Regions from separate parts of the Homo sapiens genome. Here region 2 is linked to region 1. A link is a loop called in an ENCODE intact Hi-C map of the cell type or tissue named here. Cell type or tissue: Caco-2. All regions are shown on one strand. Links, peaks and the distances in the headings refer to the core of each region. The heading gives the core; the rest is flanking DNA.

Region 1 (8,347 bases), core at 283-8,282:
TAGGCATTTAGTGCTATAAACCTCCCTCTTAGTGCTGCTTTTGCTACATCCCAGAGATTTTGGTATGTTATAGCTCTATTTTCATGTGTTTCAAAAATTTTTTAAATTTTCATCCTAATTTTGTCTTTGACCCAAAGATCATTCAGGAGCAGGTTGTTTAATTTCATTGTATTTGTATAGTTTTGAGTGTTCCTCTTGGTATTGATTTCAAGTTTCATTCCACTGTGGCCCAAGAAGATAACTGATATAATTTTGTTTTTTGTTTAATTTATCGAGACTTGTTTTGTGACCTAACATGTTGTCTATTCTGGAAAATGTTCCATGTCCTGATGAGAAGAAAATATATATTCCATGGTTGTTGAATAGAATGTTCTGTAAATGCCTATTAGGTCCTTTTGGTCTAGAGTACAATTTAAGTCCAGAGTTTCCTTGTTAGTTTTCTGCTTCTATGATCTAGTGCTGTCAGTGAGGTGTTGGAGTCTTTCACCATTATTATGTTACTGTGTATCTCTTTTCTTACATCTAATGTAATTTGTTTTATGCATATGGGTGCTCTGGTATTGGGTGCATATATATTTAGAACTGTTACATTTTCTCATGGAATTGATCCCTATATCTTTATATAATGGCCTTCTTTATTACTCCATTTTCACACAGCTAGAAAGAACTACCTGAGACTGGGTAATTTATGAAGAAAATGGGTTTAATTGACTCAAAGTCCCACAGGCTTTACAGGAAGCATGGCTGGCAGGCCTCAGGAAACTTACAATCATGGTGGAAGGTGAATGGGAAGCAAGCATGTCTTACCATGGTGGAGCAGGAGAGAGATAGGGAAGGGGGAAGTGCTACGCACTTTCAAACAACCAGATATTGTGAGAACTCATTCATCATCATGAGAGTAGCAAGGGGAAAACCAACCCCCATGGTCCAATCACCTCCCATCAGGACCCTCTCCCAACACTGGGAATTATAACTCAGCATGAGATTTGGATGGGACACAGAGCAAGACCATATCACCTTCTTTGTCTTTTTTTTTTTAACTGTTAGAGTCTTTTTTGCATTTTCTTTTAGCTCATCAGCTATCATTAGTGTTAGTGTATTTTATGTGTGGCCCAAGACAATTATTTTTCTTTCAATGTTGCCCAGGGAAACCAAAAGATTGACACTCCTGATTTCATCCGTTCACATTCAAGGTTAATGTTGATATGTGAGGTTTTGTCCCTGTCATAATGTTAATTGTTACCTAGTGGCTTTGTAGTGTCAATTGTGTAATTGTTTTATAAGACCTGTGAATTATTTTGTACATTCATTTGTTTTTACAATAGTGAGCATTGACCTTTTGTTTCCAAGTTTTGAACTCCTTAAAACATTTCTTGTAGGACTGGTCTAGTGGTGATGAATTAGTTTAGCATTTGCTTGTCTGGGAAATATTTTATTTCTCTTTCTTTTATAAAGCTTAAATTTAGGAGGATACAAAATTTGTGGTTGACAGTTTTTGTCTTTAGGAAGTCTGAAAATAGGACCCCAATCTATAGTGGCTTGTAAAGGTTCTGCTGAGAAGTTTACTGTTAATCTGAAGGGATTTCCTTTATAGGTGATTAGATGCTTTTTTCTTGATGATTTTAGAAGTTTTTCCTTCATATTGACTTTAGAGGCCCTGATGACTATATGCCTTGGTGAAGTCCATCTTGCAATGCATTTTCCTAGAGTTCTCTGAGCTTGTATCTGGATGTCTAAATCTGTCTCTCTCTCTTTTTTAGGTTTTGGGCTCTTTATCTTGCATTCAAAATTGATGATGAGAAATATCTATGAATGGCAGTAACCTGAAGAGGCATAAATGACAAGGAGTTGATCAACCCTGAGTTTTCTGATTTTCATTATGTAAAGTAGCATAAAAAGTATTTTTTTTTACTTTTATTTTAAGTTTAGAGGTACATGTGCAGACTTGTTACATAGATAAACTAAACTTGTGACATGGGGCTTTGTTGTGCAGATTATTTTATCTCCCAGGTATTAAGCCTAGTGCCCATTATTTATTTTTCCTGATCCTCTCCCTCCTCTCACCCTCCATCATCTAATGGGCCCCAGTGTGTGTTGTTCCCCTCCATTTGTCAATGTGTTCTCATCACTTAGCTCCCAATTATAAGTGAGAACATGTGGTATTTAGTTTTCTGTTCCTGTGTTAGTTTGTTAAGGTTAATGGCCTCCAGCTCCATCCACATCCCTGCAAAGAACATGATCTGAGTTTTTTTTATGGTTGCATAGTATTCCATGGTGTATATGTACATCATGAAGCTGAATTTAGCAGAATACAAAATTTGTGGCTGACAAGTTTTTTTTACACTTTTTTAACAAATCTAATCTATCATTGGTGGGCATTTAGGTTGATTTCATGTCTTTGCTATTGTGAATAGTGTTTCAAAGAACTTTTATGTGCATGTGTCTTTATAATAAAATGATTTATAGTCCTTTGGGTATATACCCAGTAATGGGATTGCTGGGTCAAATGGTATTTCTGTCTTTAGGACTTTGAAAAATTACCATACTGTTTTCCACAATGGTTGAACTAATTTACACTCCCATTAACAGTCTATAAGCGTTCCTTTTTCTCCACAACCTCTCCAGAAATGGATGTCTAAATTTCTACCAAGCCTAAGGAAATCTTCCTTAATTATTTACTCAAATAAGTTTTCCAAACTTTTAACTTTCTCTACATCTCCCTCAGAAATAGCTATGACTTGTGCATTTGGTTGTCTTACATCATTCCATACTCCTCAAAGGCTTTGTTCATTTATGAAATTCTGTTTTCTTTATTATTGTCTGACTGGGCTAATTCAAAAGATCTGTCTTTGAAATTCTTTTTTCTGCTTGGTCTAGTCTATTATTAAAGCTTTCAACTATATTTTGTAATTCAATGAATTCTTCATTTCTAGATGTTCTTTGTGTGTGTGTTTTGTTTTAATGTCTACCTCTTCAGCAATTTTTTCATTGATGTCTTGAATTGTTTTTCTAATTTCTTTGTGTTGGTTTTCAATTTTCTTTTGTATCTCATTGAGCTTATTTAAAATCAATATTTTGAATTATTTATCTGGTATTTCAAAGATTTCCTTTGGATTAGAATCCATTGCTAGAGAGTTAATGTGATTCACTGGGGTGTTTTAACACTCTGTTTTTTCATATTACCAGAATTTTTCCTCTGGTTCCTTTTCATCTAGATAAACTATCTCTTCTTCTCTCTTTCTTTTTTTTGAATTTACTTTCGTTTGGAAAGGAATTTTTTTCCTCCTTGAGGATGTGACTATGCTGTATGCTGTGTATGGTTATTTTACTTTGGTTCTGGATGCTTTCAGTGGCAAGGATTCTATGTGTGTTCCATGGTTATAGATAGCTTTTGTGTGGTGGCTTTCTCAAATGCTGGTTGTAGCTACATACTGGGTGGGTTTGTGAGCAGGTTCACTGCCTCCTTGGGTATCAGGATAGAGGAAGTCTCAGGAATCTTAGCTCATTCCTCACTGTTGTGCGCTTGTGTCAGCAGGTTTTGTATTACACTGTGCAGTTCAATCTCCAGGCCAGTAGGTGGCATTTACAGGTAACAGCTGACTATCTGCAGAAGCAGATGGGCATATACTTGATCTTTGTTTACTGAGAGAAGCTCTCTTTTGCTTCAGCCAATGGGCTGTTCTGTGGACCACCCACAAAGCTGGGTGGAGCTGGACTGTCAAGCTCAACTTTGACCTCAGATATCCCAACGGTAAACACGAGCACCAGACCTGACTGGGTGGTTGAGGGAGCTCCTGGTGAAATGTGCTGAGGCTTCTGCTGAGGTTTCTACCTCAGCTCCACGGCCTGGCCAGGTAGGAATGCAATTCACCTTCCTGTCATGTTTCTGTCCTGGCACTCCAGACATTCGGGTCAGACAGACCTCACTATCTCCAAGCTGCAGTGAATCTGAGAGCCATGAAAGGTACCTGCTCTGTGATTCTCTACCAATGTGGTTATGGTGTGGAACTTCTTTTCTCAGCCCAAAACGTAAAACTTTGAGGCTCTCCTCTTCTCTGCTTCAGGAATGCTGCTGCTCTATGTAGAGAGTGGGAAGGGCCCTGCCATTTTGCAAGCCTGGGCCTGGTAAGCACACTGCCAATGGGGTACATCCACCCCTAACAGTCCTAGAATGACCATCCACCAGCATGCCTATGTCAGTCTCCTATGCGTGCAGCCATGGCTGTTTCTGCAGTAGTTGTGGGGAGGGTAGAAAAAAGAGGTCTCCCTCTCCACAGCCATGCTCAAGCACTGGGGCCATATGGCCACTGGGGTGGAACATATTCCTTTCCCACAGAGCTGAGCATGGCATCTTTGTCTCTGCTGGAAGAGACACAGTCAACTTTACCGCATAAGTGGAAGCTCTCAAGCACAGGAAAGAATGTGCTCTGGTTTCCTTTGCCCCAGGGAAGAGGTACTTCCTTGGTGGGCTGCACTCTCTCTTCCCTTAGGAGCAGCACTCCCTGAGACCTGGGCCATGGGCATTCTGCAGCTTCTCTAGGTCCAGTCAGGCCTGTGTGGCTGTCACAATCCCAGCTGGTGCTGGGGAATGTCTGTGGGAGATCTGGCAATGTGGAGACACAAGGGCTGAGGTTACCTGGGCAGAAAACAGTCTCACAATGGGTATGCAGCAAATATGGCACCTGCTACCACAGCTTGGGTCCAGGAACAGGGTGAGTGACTGTGTGCAAGTTGGTAGTCTGGTGTGATGTCCTCAAAAAGTTACCAAATCACCACCCATACTAGTGCTTGGGCTCATGAAAGCAGAGGAGACCTCTAAAGTTTGGAAACCAGCAGTCTGCTGCAAGGGTGAAGGGAGCCAAGAACATTTACCTTTTTGATGAAATACCAAGTCCCTCAGGAGGGTTTGATCTCAGCCAGCCTTTTGCTTCTGTCTTTTTCTGTATGGTAGCTTCTTCCTGTGAGTTCTCCAATAGTTCCGGCACCCTCTCTTTAATATTCTATGTGAGTTTTGATTATTTACCTCTACGTTCCATTCTTCTTTCTGAGGAGAACTTACATGTGACCTCTCTAGTCAGCCATCTTGAAATTTATAAAACCTGAATTTTAGTTTTTTATATTATGGAAAGGTAATATGTTTATAGAAATGTTTTGATGTGTAGAATAATATCTATAGATGTAAGTAAAGGATATTTAAAAGGAGTTTTTTTCTATGTGACTGTACCCAATTTGTCTGAGAAGGCAGCAGAGGGCAAGTACTTTCCCATCCAGCACATGCTGTGAGATCACCTGTGCAGGATGTTCAAGTGCAGTAGAGAAGGGCTGATTTTATGACATTTATCTCAATATGCACTTTGAGCATAAGAAGGATTGATATTTAAACAGAGGATTTTCTGTGTACTGGGAGTCTGCCCTCACTCCCAACACCGGAAAAGTGCTGGGTGCTTCACTCTCACTTCAATCTAGTGTAAAGTGCTGCAAGGTAACCAATCAGGAATCTTGATGTGTTCCTGGATTTGGAGGGACACAGTAGTTTACTGTCTGTGTACTATGGAAGATAATCTTGAAATGAAATATTGGCTGAAGCCATGTATGAAGGTGGGGAAAGAGCTAAGGCTGCACTTTCACCATTTGGCATGAAGGGGGTACTTTCCCATGGGCCTGATGTGAAAGCTGGAGCCTCTGAAATGAATTCTGCAAAGGCAAGGGGGCCCTGGAAGTATGAGAATGTGGGGTTGGTTGCAGAGGCAGGAGCTGATGAGGAGTAGCAATTGGTCAGCTAAAGAAGATACATCAGGGACCTCTGAAGAATTCACAATCATATGCTCAAGAAAAAAGTCAGCTTTGGTCACACCACCAAGAGCATCAACACTGAGCAAATCAAGCAGGTCTTTTCCTGCTTTCTTTTCTTTTGTTTCTCTCCCCTTGCAATCCTGCGGATTTGGGTATAAGGTAGAGAGAAGCTGACAGAGAAACAAGATGTCTGCTTTCTTTGTTTTCCACTGTAAGTTTCCGAAGGAGGCCCAATCTGGAGTAGGGAGAAATAGTCAACTTAAAATGACTTGTGGAATTTTAACTATTACAAGAACCTGTTTGAATTAGTGAAATGAGACAGTTCTTGCAAGTAGAAATGACTATAGAATTTTTAATTGTTCAACAAACAGAGAAAATCTTTTGGGCTCCTTAACATTTCATCCAGGGGCAGGGAAAAAAACCTAGCCACACCCCATAGAGCAGGTATTATGGGCTGGCATTGAGATGGAAAGAATTACAATGCTCGATGACTTTATTTTTTAAAGACAGGTTTACCCATGATTATTGTGTAAATACAGTTGCAATCAAATGCTGTTTGCTTACATGTTCAAATGATTGTTTTCTGTGAATTATCAATGTTAAATTAAAAAAACCAGAAAGTGTTTAGTAAAACCATTTCAAAGTTTATTTATACTATTTTAAAAAAAATTCTGGCTGCATTTTGAAAAATTGGGGGCATTTCTTGAAGATGAGATTTTAAGAAGTTTTTCAAGAAAAAAAACACAGGAATAAGTGTAGAAACTTAAGGTGGGAGAAGGTAAATGCAATGCAAGTAGAGAAAATGAATAGGTGGCTTTAAGAAAGAATTGGAAACTGGAGGGATATAGGAGGAATTCGAGAGAAACAAGTGCATGTGTGTATGTCTGTTGCTCATAGTGGTGAGGGTATAAGCATCCTTCTCCCTAAATCTAATCTTTCTCTTAGACTAACAGGTGCCTTGAACTTTAGGAAAAGTAAAATTTGAAAATGTATCTTTGCATTATTTAGTGATCTTTCCTTCCCTTAACATGACTTTTTTCAGAGCTCATCTCTGTGGTTTGGCATGGCTACAGTTCACTGTCCTATTTTAAAAGACAATCCCAGGTTATTATGAGGAGGGTTAGCTGAGGAGACAGAGCAGGACTGTCTCTCAAATCTTCTTCTGGAAGGCATGAACCGAGCATGTACAAGCAATAAACCTATTTCCACAAGCTTGTCAGTGTATTAAGCCACATACAACATTGATATATTAGTGCTAAATCTCAAATTAGCTACTGGATTTTTAGAACTAAGGGAGGAGAGCCAAACAAAGAAGTTTCTTGTGAATCTATAGCAGCTCCAGGCAGCTGATGAGCTACCAGCCGCTAGTCCTATGAACAGATATTCTGGGCTGTCTATTTATAGTGCCATCTTGTCACATGGGCTGGCATTGTTGTCTGGCGTTATTCTTTACTGTCAGGGAGCTTTACTTTTGGAATAGCCAACTCCTTTCAGTAGACTAAATGGGTTTTTAAGCAGGCCAGCACTGAATCCTGGACTGTACAGCCAAAAAGGTGTAGAAGTTCTAACTCCCTCATTTTTTACACAGGGAGAAATTGAGGTCCCTAGAGATTAGAACACTGCTTAGTTACAGAGTTAGAAATACACCCCATGCCTCTTGACTCCAAGTCTAGTGCCTTTAGCAAAAACTTAAACTAGGAATTTTGTTTTGTTTTGTTTAGATGAGGGTGAGTTTTGGATATGAGGGGGCCAAAGATTTTTAAAAAATTCTTAAACCATATAATTAAACAAATTAACATTTTGTAGTGTCTGAGGCTCCTCTATTATTTGCATAAGCAAAGGAAGAAAAAGAGATGCGTATTCTTTCAACACTTGCCACTGATAATGGTAAATATATGTTAACAATGGCATGATCTGAATAACTTCAAGAAAGACTCAACCCTGCTTATTTAGGTGCAGGCTTAACACATGTAGGTGTACTCAGTTGACCAATGGTATCTGTGACCCTGGATAAGGCACTAAGCAGTCCTGAAAATGTTTCCTCTGCTGTTAAAAAAATTGACCCAGACTTGTTTACATGTAAAATTTTAAAAATTGTAAAATATTTATGAGGATAAAGTATTAAAATTATTTTTTGTAATTGCTACATTGTAATTATAGAAGTGCATCCTCTTCCGTATACATCTGTTACCAGGGCAACTGCATGGATAGTCTATGGAGTTGTACTCCAGGGGTGCAATTAACATAGACTATGGTGCAGGCGGTAGCCTCACTGGCTTTGAACTATGCAAGGGCCCTGCTACCATATGTGATTATATCTTTTTGTTAAAAATAATTTTTTATTTTTTATTTTTGTGTGTATACAGTAGGTGTATGTATTTACGGGGTACATGAGATGTTTTGATACAGGTATGCAATGCATAATAATCACATCATGGAAATGGGGTGTCCATTCCCTCAAGCATTCATCCTTTGTGTTATAAACAATCCAATTATACTCTTTTCATTTTTTTAAATGTACAGTTAAATTATTATTGACTATAGTTGCCCTGTT
Region 2 (8,347 bases), core at 147-8,146, 87 kb after region 1:
TTCATCAACACCTGCAAGAGATTTTTCCCTATTCCAACAATAGCATTGATTTTACATTTTACTTGCTCTGAGCAGGATGATACACAAAGGCTTAGCATGATAGATAGTGTTTACTTATTTTTAGACCATTTGTATTTTTCATTTCATGAGACCTCTGCCATTGCACATTTTTGATAGAAAAGTAGCAATCTTTCCTAGGAACATTTCTGCTTTGCTCTTTGACTTGTTTCCCTTCTGCTGGCAATATAGTCATACTGCAGGCTGTTCAAGGATAGAGTTCTTTGTGAAGTGATGAAGATGAATTATTCCTGCCAGACACAAAAACAGTTATTTTACTTGTTACTTAAATTGGAAAGAGACAAAGAATACTGTTCAATTTTAACTTGCCAGCAGGCGTTCAGGGAAAAGGATTTTCCTAACAACTTGGAGAATGCACTTCTAAAACATCTGTCGACATTAAAGTGAGGCTAAAGATCGGTACCAGTGCAAAGCAGAGCTCAATTTTTCTCTCCAATTTCACCAAAATCAGTAGGGAAGGCAAGGGGTGGCAGCTTTACTAATTTATTGGAGAAATGCTCGGGTGAAATGTTGGAAAGACTCTAATTGTTCATGGACTCCCATGTAAGTATAAATTCTCTGCATTATATTTCCTATGGAGGTTACAGTGAGTAGAGAGAAGTTTTTTTGTGGTTGCCAAAATTTAGATAATAAAAGTGGGACTTCAAGATTTAATTGAATAGCTATAGCCTTGAATCAAGAGCAAAATAGTAAAATGTCATTATAGATACGTATCAAGAAGAAAAACAATCCATGATTTCTGAAACTATAGCAGAGTTGCACTGTGCTACAAACACCCAGAGCAAACTCCCCTCAGAGACCGCCCTAAAGGACAAAATGGTTCTTAACTGGAAAAAAAAACACCTTCTGGAATGTCGGCAAAGCATGTAAATTACAGATGATTTTTTAAAATGACTCCCCAACTTTGAAACTCGTAAGCAGATCATGAACAAATGTGTTCAGCAGAACCTGTGGTATGGCCTGGCAGCAACCTCGAGAGAAGGAACTGACATATCCTTACATTTTCAAGTCATGTTTTTACTGTAGAAAAAGAAAAGTGTTGCCTATCGCCCAGTCAATGGAAGTGTCAGAGGTGTGTGAAGTAGAGCAACTCCATCTTGAATAGGAGCTGGGTAAAATAAGGCTGAAACCTACTGGGCTGCATTCCAGACGGTTAAGGCATTCTGAGTCACAGGATGAGATAGGAGGTCGGCACAAGATACAGGTCATAAAGACCTTGCTGATAAAACAGGTTGCAGTAAGAAGCTGGCTAAAACCCAGCAAAATCACAATGGCCAGGAGAAGTACCTCTGGTCATCCTCACTGCTACACTCCCACCAGCGCCATGACAGTTTACAAATGCCATGGCAACATCAGGAAGTTACCCTATATGTTCTAAAAAGGAGAGGCATGAATAATCCACCCCTTGTTTAGCATATCATCAAGAAATAACCATAAAAATGGTCAACCAGCCGCCCTCAGGGCTGCTCTGTCTATGGAGTAGCCATTCTTTTATTCCTTTACTTTCTTAATAAATTTGCTCTCACTTTACCGTATGGACTCACCCTAAACTCTTTCTTGCACAAGATCCAAGAACCCTCTATTGGGGTCTGGATCCGGAGCCCTTTTCTGTAACAGAAGATGGAAACTTGTTTTTCTTTTCATGGTTTGTGTGTTTGGTGGATGAATCAGAGGTCAGACTTGGTCAGACTCTACAGTCAGCCCTTTGGAATTAGGGATTTTTTTCCCAATAACCAAATAGTGACCAACTCTTCTCCTGGCAGTGGGAATATTAAAATTGTTCTTTTAGGCCTGGCTGATTTTCATCTTGTGATGATGTTTTAAAAAAGCAGTCCTATTGTGTTCTCTCATAGTATCTCTCTCTCCTTGACTCCATTCAAATTGTAGGTGGTTCTCAGGAATGCTGTCTAGAGATGTGGAGACCAAGGTATATTTAGTCAAATTTTAGTATCGACATTCGGTTAATTAGAGCTATTTGAGATTGAATGGGAGACACTATGTCAAAAAAGACTCTTAAAAGTTAAAATTCAAGCTTTGATTACTAACTCCATGCCTATTTTCCTGAGAAGTATCTGATGTCTGCCTGAAACACTGTAATTCCTTTCTTCTTTCTTTTTTTAATCCCACTCATTCCTTTTAAAAGTTGACTTTTCTCTTTAATGCCATAGCTCAGGTGATCTATGACACATCTTCATTTCAAGGTTCATCCCTTTGTAATTCACTAGGCAAAGGAAATTCGAATCTCACAGGGACATTTATCTGTTCACGAGAAGAAAGAGGAAGAAAGGGGCCCCCTTAAGATAGTAAGGGAAGGGATTTAGGGAGAGACAAAGATATTTTTCCAGGACTTTTTTGCACCTAGATCCATTTTAAGGCCATTAATCCTTTGATATATGTTTGCAGGTAAGAGAACAAAGGAATCAAACTTGACTGCAATTGGATTCCACATGAATTATCAATTAGAGACATAAGAACATGTGATTTATAGGACTGTTTTGTAAGTGCTCCTTTGTGTAGCCTATTGACAAAGGAAGAGGAGAGATGTGCTGTGATTTCCCGGCCTTGTTCCAAAGCCCTGTTGCCAACTGCTTTCAGCTATGAATTCCCAAACAGATTTTAGCACTTACTTCCAAAACCAGATGAAGTATCAAAATAATTTCTAAAAGGCTAGTGGCAGTGCAAAGTGACAGTGACAGGGACTTACAACAGCCTTCCTGGACACCGTCCACCACCTCCCTACCAGCTGGTGCCCTGCAAGTGCATGCGTGGTGCTTTTTGCTTTCTTCTAACATAATCCTAATCGTGATGCTTTGAAATAGCCTAAGTCATTTTTTTTTCTAACTCCATTTTGAGGATGAAAGCAACTGTAACATCTTTTCTCAGGGCCTGGCATGTTTGAGGAGTTCAGTTAATATGTACTTGATAAATAAAGAAAAAACAAATAATTTGACTAATAGAAAAAGCTTCTGAGGAAGTTAGACTTAAGAACTGTATTCAGATCACATTCAGAAGTAGAAAAGGAGAGAAAACCAAGCCTCTGCTTGAACATGCATTCGTTCATTCTACATAACAACTCCTACGAGTTTGATTCAGTGATCTATTTTGGGGGTCCTGTGGATGTGGCTATTTGGAAACCATTAAGAGGCAGTGTACCAGCTCAGGGCAAAGCTTCTCTACATGACTTGCACTAGTTACAGTCTGATAAGTCTTTCTTGGGTTAAACAAGGAGAAAGATAAGTTTTAAAGTTACCTCTTGTACCTCTTATACCTAGAGTAAGCAATGCTTTAACATATCCTCTGATGACCTAATGAGAAAAGTAGGATCTGTTCTTTTAATATAAATCAGAACATGTTTACTAGGCACCAACTCTTCTCTCAGCCAGACTTAAAGACATGTACAGATATATAAGAGAGTAGAAGAAACAGTTTCTGTTCCCAGAGTCAATAAAGCAGTTGGATTGGAAACATTCCTATAAACAGAGACATGATGAACCATTTACTGATAGTTCAGGGGTATTTATGCTAAATTATGTTCCTTAATACTTATATCCAAATTCACTGACATCAACTTAAAATGAAAAAGATTAATCTAAATAAAATCTTGATATATCAGAAATTTATTACTGAAGGCCAGAGACTGAGGTCTGGGGTTTTGACCAACAGGGATTGGAAACTAGAAATTAGGGCAGTTAATTAAGGTCTTTGACTGCTGACTACAGAAATTCTTAGATTGCTTGGAATTTTCAGATGACCAAATCTTCTAAAGAGTAATAGTAAACAGCTGATCTTTATATCCAGGTCATATTTATCAGTCCTACAGCTCAATGCTGACCCCACGGGAAGGGCTGATGAAGGTGAATAAATCAGGATACAAACAGCCAAGAGAAAATCTGTAAATACAGAGGTGCTTCTCTCTTGCCCCAAAAACTTTTCCCTGTTCTACTCCCATCAGTCAACCTTCTCTGTATTCTATGAGATCCTAAACCATTAGAATCCTAGGCTTTGTTTTCTCCTTTCTCATTTGTCATATTATTTGACAAGGCGGCACACTCAATTTTCCAACCTTTTTATTGTCTTTTGTTCAACAGTGCTACATTCTAGCCTGGGTCTCAAAATCCTTCTCCTTGCTTTGCTTTCTCTAGGCTGCTGCCCTTCTTGCTAATTTTTTGATCTTCTCAACTGTACAAAGGTCATCTGTCTGTTGCACTATCCAAGTCAATTTGTGCAGTGAGTAAAGACGCAGAGTCTCTGTTAGAGCTCTCAGGTTTCTGTGTTCAAGAATGCTGGGCCAGTAGGCTGTCTTTTAGAGTGAGACAGTGAAGCAAATAATTCCCCAGGATGTTTTCTGAGATTCCATTGTTAAACTCCAGTTTTTCATTAATGGCTCTAAATGGTCATTATTGCAATTAAAAAAATTTTTCCCTGTGGTTATGTGTGTGTGTGTGCACGCATGTGTGTGTAGGGCCAGAGTAGTGCATTGGGGATATGAGATTTGAGGGTGAGAACTTTGCCTTGAAGATTTTTAGGTTCTGAAGGCAAAATCTAAAATTAAGGGATCTTACAAGAAAGAAAAACTATAGAAGGCAACCATAAGTTATAGATTTCTGGGGCAATCCAGTATTCATTTGTGATTCACTCAATACACATTTACTGAGACCTTATCTGCACCAGTCACCCTAGACATTGAGCAGTAAGATGCATGCCCTACCCTGAAGATGCAACTGTTTCCAGACAAACAGCCTATTCAATATGATGCAATGACTTCTGTAGTGGAAATATTTGCAAAATACTGTAGTAGCGTAAGCATTAGATTGTAAACTGATTGAGGGCAGAGCCTGGGTCAAATTTACCTTTGTGACCTCAGCATCTAGCTCAGGTTTTGGCACATAGTACATGCTTGATTTATATTTAATGATTGATTGAATGAATAAATATTTTCCCCTATGTGTCTGCCTATATCAACCATTTCTCTCCTGTTATTCTGATACATGGCTTCCCATTTTGATATGCAGCTTTTTGTCTGTGAGAGTGCTTTACCAATGTTTTGTATGTCTACTATATTCCAGTCTTTATTGGGCACCTACTTTTATATCAATGATACTCATTGATGAATAACATGTACATATATCAAAACATCTCACTATACCCCATGAATATATACAATTATTTGTCTATTAAAACATATATTTTAAAAAACCAATAGTTTTTAGATGCCACGTGCTTCAGGTGACTTTCACACGTTAAGTCTCACATTTGGTTGGGATGACATAAGAAGTCAAAAGGAACTAATTCCCTGTACCTTGGGTCACTTTTTAAAAGGAAAAAAATAAAGAAAACAAACCCAAATTCCAGTGTCATTAATGCCAATGTAAAGTGAAGCTTTTTCCTTGATGAAAGGGCCATGTATTTTGGGTCACATAACAAAGAGCAACATTCTATCCTTCCCCTGATTTTGAAATTATAAAATATTTCTTCTGTGTTTTATAAATACAGAAGACTAGACACAGTATAAGTAATAACAAAATGATCATCACGTCAGCTTAGACACGGCAAATGTGTCCTGCATAGCCCATCTCCCTCCCTCTGGGCCTCTGCTTCATTGCGTGGCCTTCCTCCTACTCAAGGGCACTCAGTACTCTGCAGGTGGAGCATGGAAGATGAGTCCTGGTGTACTTATAAATGGAAAACCATAGAGTAGCAAAATAGAATAAATGGTCACTTCATACACGCACATGACTGACTCTCAGAAACACACTGTCAAATAAATAAAACAAGTCACAGAATATACATAATATGACACCATTTACATTAGCTCAAATTTCAAAATCATATAAAATGTAATCATATGTCATTTGGAGATGCTTAAACAAGCAGTAAAATGATAATGAAAAACAGGAAATAATCATTTTTAAGGACTGTTTCTTTCTTTAAAGCTTTCTTTGATCCTTTAAAATATATTGATGGTCACTGGGTCACATTCATGCAAACAGGAAGAAGAAACCTTTATTCATTATGCTGGATGAATGAATTGGGTGGGATTCCTATGGACAAATTAAATGAAAGCTTAGTAGCTTAAGAAATTATTCACCTATCATTTGGCTTTTGCCTCAACTTTAAGAAACATCACAGGGTGTTTTACTTACTACAGTCTTTACAGTGGTGCTATGAAGCTTAAATATCAAGCTGAAGGCCCCAGTGACTGATTTTCACTTTTGCTCATTACATTTGCAGTGAACATCCTAAGTAACGAAGTAACTAGCTAAAGTAAGCTTTTACTAGTAATAGTGTGACAGACATAGAGGAAATACCAAATGAATCACAAATAGGCTAAAGCAGAAGAACACAGATTATCAGCTCAGTGTAAATTATAAACTTTGGGGCAATAAAAAGCCATAGTTAAAGTTTAAAATATTTAAATGCCAGGCTCTGTGATGTGTCCTTTTCTTATTTAATCTTTATGTGGCGCCTTTAAGTTAGGCATTATTATCCTGGATTTACGAAGGTTTGCAAAGGAGGACATTGATACTTACAGGGATTAACATCGCATGTCAAAAGTCATAAGACTGTTACTTGACAAGGCTGGGATTTGAATGCAGGTTCATTTGACTCCTAACTTCTTGCTTTTTCCACAATGTTATTAATGCTGCTTATCAAAAAGAAATAAGATAAGCTTTATCTTAGGTATGTGGGGTCTCGACACATCCTATTCAAATTATCATGTGGATAGGAAGCTATTATCAATGTAAAACAATTATATTTATCCATCATAGCGTGTAACCCTGAGACCTGGAAATTTAGGGGACAGAGAATGGGATGTGGAGTCAGAATACTTAAGTTTGAGCTCTTGTTTAAGTATTGGTTGGGGTCATGATGACACATTAAAAACTTGATTCCCAGTATACCTACCTGTACACTGACAGTAATAATGCCTTCTCTTATTTCTTGTTTGTTTATTCCTTCACTTTTAGCCTAATTTCCACTTTCATTTCCTTCCTCCTTACTCCCATAAGCAACCATTCTAATGTGTTTGATTGATGCTCATCTTTTAATTTGTAATTATTCTTATAAAATGTGAATTAAAATGTTGTGTGTGTGTGGTTGCCATTAGGGCTCTCTACCTATATATTCCAGTTTCTTTCCTTCCAGTTAGGATCACAATTATCTACTTTTTTGAGGTTGGCCATGGCCATTTGACTTGTTTTGGCAATGAAATGTCAGTGTAATTGATGGGTGTCATTTCTGAGTGGATGCCTTTAAAAGCCAGGATATGATTCACCATATTTTCTTGCCCTTACTACAGTGACCAATGGTATTATTTAAAAATGTATTACCTGGCACATACTTACACTAAAAAAGTATTTGCTTATCTGAAATTCAAAATTACCCAAGTGTCCTATGTTTTATTTGGCAATCCTATCTCCAGCAAAATCTTGTAGTTGTTACATTTTAGGGTTTCAAGATAACCTAATAGCAATAAAATCATTTACTATGTTCAATGTTATTTCAGAATTTAAAGCTTGTACCTCAGTAGCATTTTTATTTAATGTCATTGTTTAGAACATGTGCAGGGATGTGAAGCAAAGATTGGACAAGTGAAACGTTTGTCAAAGGGGTGTTAAATAGTGTCTTAGTTGGCTCAAGCTGCAATGTCTTACTCTGTTTTGGCTGTTATAACAAAATACCATAAGTTGAGTGTCTTATAAACAATGGAAATTTATTTCTTACAGTTCTGGAGGCAGGAAAGTCCAAGATCAAGGTGCTAACAGATTCGGTTAGATTCTTGTTCACAGGCGGCATCTTCTTTTTGTCTCCTCCTATGACAGAAGGGGCTACCTCCTTCAGGCTTCTTTTTTAAGGGCACTAATTCCATTCATGAGGACTCTGCTGTCATGAACCAGTCACCTTACAAAGGTCCTGTCACTTAAAATTATCACATTGGGGGTTAATATTTAAACATATGAGTTTAGGATACACACAAACATTTGGACCATAGCAAATAGTAACCTATGCATTTGATGCCTCTGACCTAATGGGTCTTAAAGAAGCCGATTATGCAGAAGGCATTTTAAAAAATTATAATTTCCACTTTTAATTTAAATTCAGAGGGTACGTGTGCACATTTGTTACATGGGTATATTGTGTGATGCTGAGGTTTTGGGTTTGATTGATACCATCACCCAGGTTGTGAGCATAGTGCGCAATGGTTAGATTTCAACCCTATTACCCCTCCCTCCTTCCCCCCTCTAATAGTTCCTAGTGGTTATTATTG

What was found. A loop is a pair of places that touch in the nucleus more often than their neighbours do. Peaks named below come from ENCODE experiments on the same cell type or tissue, not always from the same donor. Only the 100,000 strongest peaks of a DNase experiment are listed, where the experiment ranks them.
Region 2: it touches region 1 in a loop (7-fold over the local background); 2 of 110 quality-filtered maps call a loop at or near these places.

What each region holds. Positions count from the first base shown.
Region 1 is chr5:57,646,906-57,655,252 of GRCh38, forward strand. LOC101928505 (a long non-coding RNA gene) reads left to right here and starts at 3,755. Exons shown (of 3, transcript NR_104668.1): 1 at 3,755-3,854. In Caco-2, for the core only: a CTCF peak has its summit at 3,599 (motif pointing right); a DNase peak (open chromatin) is centred at 3,686; H3K4me3 peaks cover 275 bases; H3K27me3 peaks cover 142 bases.
Region 2 is chr5:57,734,185-57,742,531 of GRCh38, forward strand. No RefSeq gene overlaps it. Among named protein-coding and RNA genes, the nearest start is that of LINC02225, 160 kb to the right of the region's middle. RefSeq lists an enhancer at 832-2,031. In Caco-2, for the core only: no CTCF peak of the experiment used is centred there; a DNase peak (open chromatin) is centred at 1,247.